Linked DNA regions of Homo sapiens: region 2 is linked to region 1. A link is a contact called in ENCODE Hi-C data. All regions are on one chromosome and are shown on one strand. Each heading gives the region's core, a stretch centred on a gene start or an enhancer-like site at or near the end of the contact. The rest is flanking DNA. Distances are from core to core; before and after follow the strand shown.

What was found. A loop is a pair of places that touch in the nucleus more often than their neighbours do. Pooled maps may share reads with other maps.
Region 2: a loop to region 1 is called in a map of endothelial cell of umbilical vein, with 7 times the contacts of the local background. The contact joins the enhancer-like site here to the promoter of LOXHD1 in region 1. A Hi-C loop is called at or near these places in 3 of 168 maps with a recorded cell type or tissue (PC-3, endothelial cell of umbilical vein and heart right ventricle) and 1 of 50 pooled maps.

The regions. Positions count from the first base shown.
Region 1 is chr18:46,655,924-46,659,367 of GRCh38, forward strand. It overlaps LOXHD1 (lipoxygenase homology PLAT domains 1), which reads right to left and starts at 1,297. Exons shown (of 41, transcript NM_001384474.1): 1 at 981-1,297. The coding sequence starts at 1,110. RefSeq lists enhancers at 1,545-2,494, 2,305-2,354.
Region 2 is chr18:46,717,631-46,720,923 of GRCh38, forward strand. The region is part of intron 1 of ST8SIA5 (ST8 alpha-N-acetyl-neuraminide alpha-2,8-sialyltransferase 5); the gene reads right to left. Among named protein-coding and RNA genes, the nearest start is that of ST8SIA5, 38 kb to the right of the region's middle. RefSeq lists an enhancer at 1-230. Within about 2 kb of position 1,266, at least 6 of the 41 ENCODE cell types and tissues checked have a DNase peak (open chromatin) inside an H3K27ac peak, as active enhancers do; they include PC-3 and endothelial cell of umbilical vein, where a contact is called at or near this core.

The DNA.
Region 1 (3,444 bases), core at 47-2,546:
GGATCAGAACTGGGCTTTCAGAGTGAGGACAGGAAGAGGGAGAAAGGGGAAGACAAACAAGGCCATGGGCAGGCACAGAGCACACATTCAATAAATACTTGCTGAATGAATGAATGAGTGAATGCATGGATGACTATGGCGCTTACGGGGACTGGTGAGCCACTTTGGAGTCAGCATTGAGAATTTAAATGGCTTCAGAGACTAGGCAGGCAGCACTGATGAGTAAACCAGACCTAGTATGAGATGACAGGGAGTGGTGGAGACTGTGATAAGCTGGACGTCCACAGCCTATTGGCATTCACAGAAAAAAGGATTTCAAAACGCTGGAAAGGAAAAAAACAACTTAAACTCTGCTGGCCAAAACCAGCTCTAGGGTCACAGTTCACTTCTTTGGTTTACCTGGCAAGGAGTTAGAGCAATTTCAAGCAGGTCTCATGTGGCCCAGGGAAAGATGAGACTAGAAGGACAAGGCCCTGGGGTCCAGAGCACCGGCCGCCTTCGACATATGGGATGGACATCTCCTTGCAAAGCCCCAGGCTCCCTGTCTCCATCAACCACAGTGGGCATAGGATGAGCTGTCAGGCTTCCTCCCCAAGACATCCTTTCATGACCCCAGCAGTTCAGGGCGCTCTGCCTGATGCAGACCACCTACTCGGGGACCAGACTGGAACGTGGCTTTGGGGATGTTCAGGAGCTGGAGAACATGGGGCCATGGGGGCACTGTGGCTCTAGTCTATTCTGTTCCACTGAGAATCGGGGGCTAAAGGCAAGTTGCTCCACCTGTCTGTACAACAGGGACCCCACCATCCCTGCATAATGCCTGCCTTCTTACTCCGAGGGGATATGGAACAGACACATGGGATAATCAGTGAGGAAGGGCTTGCTCCGAAATCTTAGAATGACTCCCCATAGACAGGAACAGACCCCTGCCCACCGCAGCCAGCTGCACCACCCGCCCCCCGCAGGCTGGGACCCCGCACCTCTGGCCTTGTAGTACTCGTGTTCCAGCTCCCCCTCGTCGTCCTCCGAGGCGTAGTTCAGCAGCTCCGCTTCGTACAGGGCCAGGAAGTCGATGTCCTTCTTCCTCCGCCTTTTCTTCTGGGGCATCATTCTGTCGGCTGCCTTCTCCCAGCGCTCGCAGGCTCACTGTGCCGCCTCCTCACACCTGCGGGAACCTGAGACCTCCTCCCTGAGCTCTGGCGCCCACGGCCCTCCTATAGCTCAGGCCTGGGTGGGCCAGAGTGCCCCGTTTTCTTGGCTTCCCCGTGCCCAAGGTGCTGTTCCCTCTGCCTTCTCTGGCTCCTGAGCTGAACCTCAGTGCCTTATCTCTGAACCTCCTGTCCCTGTCCCCTCCCACCACCCTCTGGTGAGCCACCTCCTCCTCCTCTGTACCTGCCCCGGGGCTTCTCTTTGGGCCTCATCACTTATTCATGGCGCTGAGGGCAGGCTGACTTCCTTCCTCTCTCCCCTCCCCACCAGCCCTCTCTCCTCCCTATGGAGAATCAGGTGACACGGAGCCCTTGAAGTCCATTTCCCACCTGGCCTCACAGCCAGGGGGTCACCTGGGATCCCTCCAGGCCACCCCAGGGACAGGTGAGGGCTCCTCACCCAGGAGATCTCCCAAGCCTTACAGCCCACACGGGACCCTCCTGAGGAAGGCGGGGCCCCGGAATCAGCCAGGCTCCCAGGACTCAAAGGCCCCCGTTTCTCTCCATTATTCATGACCTCTGATCGTCTTACGGAGCAGGCGGGGTTCTCGCTGGATCCTTCTCGTTCTCTCTCTCTGCTTCCATCTCATCAAGACTGCGGGCTTCCGGAAGTGGCCTCTGGGCACGAGGAAAGCTAGGGCACCAGAAAACTCTCCCCGCTCCCCCTGCCAGGTGAGCTTTATATGCACTAAAGTTTAAACATCATCGTAGCCGATGCCCTCCCAGGTGAACTCACTAACTAGATCAGCTCACCACCTGGACTCACGGGAGGGCATCAGCAAGCTCCTACCCCAGGGCGCACAGCCCGGGCTGCACACCAGAAGCCCCCAGAGAGGTGTTGAACGCTAATGCGTGGGTCCCATCCCCAAGGATTCTGATTTGCTTGGTTTGGGACGCAGCTTGGGCCCCAGTTTTTAAAGCTCCTGGTGACTTTCATGTGCAGCCATGTTGAGGGTCCCTGAATCGCTTCTCAGGTAACTTAGGTGTGCTAACAGGAGTCCTCTAGAAGCAACACGTGTGATTTTGTCCTCTAAGCCAAAATAGTGACTCTAAAGGGGAATTTCAGGTGGAGAGGAAGAGAGGATTTGGAGCGGACGCCTGAGGAGCAGTCGGCACTCACAGGCCTCCCCGGCAGCCTGGGGCAGCTTTGGTCCTGCCCTGCTCTTTGGAGCCATCCAAATCTTCCACTAGGGGGAGGCATCTCTAACCCCGAACGTTCCTACCCAGGAAAGATCAACCTCCCCTCTTCCCCTATTCAGCTGAGGGGCCGCCCTTGAAGCAGCTCAAAGTCCTCTGAGGACCAGGAGTGAAGTTTAATGGTGGGTGGCGCGCGCCCCCTTCTGGCAATATGTGGTTTACACACCTGGATTCTTCAGGAAGAGACCTTCCTTAAGGATCTCTAGGAATCTACTAAGAAAACTCATTTTACACGAGTACCCATTCAGGGAAAAGATAATAAAACGTTTCTTAGAATTTTTTTTGAGACGGAGTCTCCCTCTGTCGCCCAGGCTGGAGTGCAGTGGTGTGATCTCGGCTCACTGCAACCTCCGCCTCCCGGGTTCAAGTGATTCTCCTGCCTCAGCCTCCCGAGTAGCTGGGATTACAGGCATACGCCACCATGCCCAGCTAATTTTTGTATTTTTAGTAGAGACAGGGTTTCACCATGTTAGTCAGGCTGGTCTCGAACTCCTGACCTCGAGATCTGCCCACCTCGGTCTCACAAAGTGCTGGGATTACAGGCGTGAGCCACCGCGCCCGGCTGTTTCTTAGAACTTTAAAAGCTGAAATCAAAATATTTTTAGAGAATCCCATGGTACTGGAACACACTGGCTAGGAGGTCAGGGAAATAATTCTATATTATTTCTGTATTATTTCAAGGTTCTCCAGACAGACAGAACCACTAGGATATACAGATCAGTAGATATATGACAGGAGGCTTACTAGGGGCGTTGACTCATGGGATTATGGATGCCGAGAAGTCCCACAACAGGCAGTCTGCACGTTGGAGACGTAGGAAGGCTGGTAGTGTGGTGGGTCCAAGTCTGAAGGCCTGGGAACCTGGGAAACCCGTGGTGTAATTCTCAGTCTCAGGCCCAAAACCTGAGAACCTGGTGGTGAGCGGGTGATGGAGCAAGTCCCAGAGTCCAAAGACTGGAGAACCTAGAGTTCTGATGCCCAAGGACAGGAGAAGAAGGGTGTCCCAGCTCCAGGAGAGAGATAAAACATTCACCTTTCC
Region 2 (3,293 bases), core at 16-2,515, 62 kb after region 1:
TTTTCAAGAGCGAATTCTCTGGCAATTCCAGCCTGTGAATGAGTTTCTGATTCTAATGTGTTTCCAGAAAGGGGACAACTTTTCAAAGACAGTGCCAGGAGACAAGGTTGAATCCAAAGGGATAAATCTCTAAGGGAAGACTCAGGAACACTGAAATCTAAGTTTTCTTTCTTACCAATAGCCTTTACTATTTCCTCGCTTAATTCATTTTTTTTTTTTACACAATTCACATTTATTGAGCACCTACTACATAACAGGTGCCACGCTAGGTTCTGGCAATTCAAAACGGAAGATGCACAACAACTGTCTTACTGAGACGATGGAAGCACAAACACATGAGAAATGTCTTCACAGGCCTTCCTACTTGTGCAAAACACCCACTTAAATAGAAATATTTGCTGATTGAAAATTATTCCGGCTGGGTGCTGTGGCTCACGCCTGTAATCCCAGCACCTTGGGAGGCTGAGGCAGGTGGATCACTTGAGGTCAGGAGTTCAAGACAAGCCTGGCCAACACAGTGAAACCCCGTCTCTACTAAAAATTACAAAAATTAGCCGGCGCTGGTGGCAGGTGCCTGTAGTCCCAGCTACTCAGTAGGCTGAGGGAGGAGAATTGCTTGAACCCGGGAGGCGAAGGTTGCAGTGAATCAAGATTGCATCACTGCACTCCAGCCTGAGCAATGGAGTGAAACTCTGTCTCAAAAAAAAAAAAAAAAGAAAAAAAATTATTCCTATATGCTCATTAAATCAGTTCCCCTAAGGATGCTTATTGGACAACACTTCATAGACCTAGACTTGAAATTAATAAAGCTATATGTCAATGTATATCTTATAGCTCACACCTTTCTAATTCAGCCTGTACTTCCCCAGCCTGTGACCAATAAGAAGATCTGACCACAGCCTTTTATGAGCACTATCTGGCTTGAATTTGCTTTGTAGTGCTGTTTGGAGTTTTCCGGACTAATCATTTGGACTGGCTCCTTCTGCCTGTGGCTCCTGCTTGAGTATATACAATGTATGAGTCATTTGCTTCTTTGCCCCTCTTCATCCTCTGGTTATATTTGGTACTTCCTGACTTCCTTTCCAAACTGTTAATAATAAATAACAGGTTGTACCACACTTCAACACCACACAACTATAGATAGCAAAACATGGCATGCACTGAATTATTCAATATGTGAATAATACCATGAAGCTCATCCCATCTTCCAGATTTGGAGAGTTGTCAATTGGGACAATGTACGTCGTGTCCTCGTTAGGTCCTCCCCCAAGCTCTGCACAGCTGCTGCCAGGAGCTGTCCTGCCCATTTTAAAGAAGGCAGAAGCTGCTCACACGCCAGGGTAAAAACTCCAGTTCCATTCTAACTACGTTAACCATTATTTCCCACATGTGGGGACTCTACGTACTGCAGTCCTTCAACTAGGGGGGTACTTCGGGGTCAACTAGAAATAGAGATTTGAAATTGGAATTGTCCCAGGAAAATGTGGGAGGTGTGGTCATGCCATTTATTCTGTGACTAAGGAAATTCTTGCTCAAATGGGAGCGCTCCAGAAGGAAGTCAACTCAGCTGCTAACAATGTTGCATCAAAGGCACCTGAATTCCAAAACCAACTTGACAGAGGTCAGCTGTGTCTCTGACCCTGCAGGCTCCCGGCTGATAGGAAAGAGGAAGCTGGCCCAGATCATGGAGAGAGGGGCAGAGAAAATAAAGGGCAAGAGGAGTGAGAAAGGGAGTAGGGAAGCAAGGACGTGGAGGAGAGAGGGAGGCAATGGGGAGGAAGAAAGGAAGGATGGACAAAAACAGGTAACAGGAAGAAAGGCAGAGGAGAACACAGGTGCAGTGAGGGCTATGAGAAGTTACAGGTGAAACCGTGGAAAGAGGAAGGAAAGACAAAAGATACTGGCAGCAGGAAAAGTTAGGAATGGAGCCCATGCAATGACAATGGTTTCAGCCACTGACTGGAGACATCTGCCAAGAAACAGCTTCCCAGGGGCCCGTCGGTCCGCCTTGCTCACTTGACTCGCCTTTCTATCTTTCTCTTTCTTTTCTTTTTTCTTTCTTTCTTTCTTTCTTTCTCTCTTTCTTTCTCTCTTTCTCTCTCTTCTTTCCTTCCTTTCTTTCTTTTCTTTCTTTCTCTCTTCTTTCCTTTTCTTTTTCTTTCTTTCTCTCTCTCTTCTTTCCTTCCTTTCTCTTTCTTTCTTTCTTTCTCTCTCTCTTTCTTTTTTTTGACAGGGTTTCACTCTGTCACTCAGGCTGGAGTGCAGTGGCACAATCTGAGCTCACTGCAGCCTCTGCCTCCCAGGTTCAAGCTATTCTCCCGTCTCAGCCTCCTGAGTAGCTGGGATTACAGGCATGTGCCACCACACCCGGCTAATTTTTGCATTTTTAGTAGAGATGGGGTTTCACCATGTTGGCCGGGCTGGTCTCAAACTCCTGACCTCAAGTGATCCACCCGCCTTGGCCTCCCAAAGTGCTGGGATTACGGGCATGAGCCACCATGCTTGGCTTTGACTCGCATTTTCTACCCCAAACCTCTTGAAGAACTCTCCCAGGAGTCCAGTAGGGAGGTACACACTTGCTGACTTACCTAGACTGCTCACCACCTGGGAGGCAGGGCCGCTTAGCAGACAGGCCAGCATGGGAGGCTCAGCTTCCCAGGACAAGCATGGGCCCCCACCTTACCCGTGATGTCCAGAGCTCCCTCTGCACTTCCATGGAAAGAACTGTGGTCCCAAAGGCCAGCATAAGACCCTCCAGCCCAGGCCACAGCGTGCGACCATCCCCACACCCTCGGGCATGTCTGTGGACATTTGCTTGACTGGTTTCTGACATCAGAATCTCATCTTTCTCAAAGCATTGAATAAAAACATACATATCAGGGGTCCTTGAAAAACCCATTACTTCTCTGCAGGGTCAATTTAATGTTTGTGTGTCAAAATCACCAGCAACAAAAATGCAAGCCTCTCTCTCAGGGAAACGGACGTGAGAGTTACCCCCTCCTTAAAAATACAAAAATTAAGAAACCAAACAGCTTAATCAGCCCCTGGGAATGCTTAGCTGGCAGGTTCCAGTCATACCCAGCTCCCAGCAGAGACAGTATCCTGCCTCATCTGCAAAAATTCTCCACAATACCCTCCCTGCAATGAGTGTGCTCAGCCTGAGAATATTCCATTTTTATTCATTCAACAAATATTACTGATCAAGAGGAAATAGCCACATGATGGGGCGCATAGCAAATCTCAGCACCACCTTGATGGAAATGGTTCTGCTCCAGCCAAGGGCAACCTCCCCT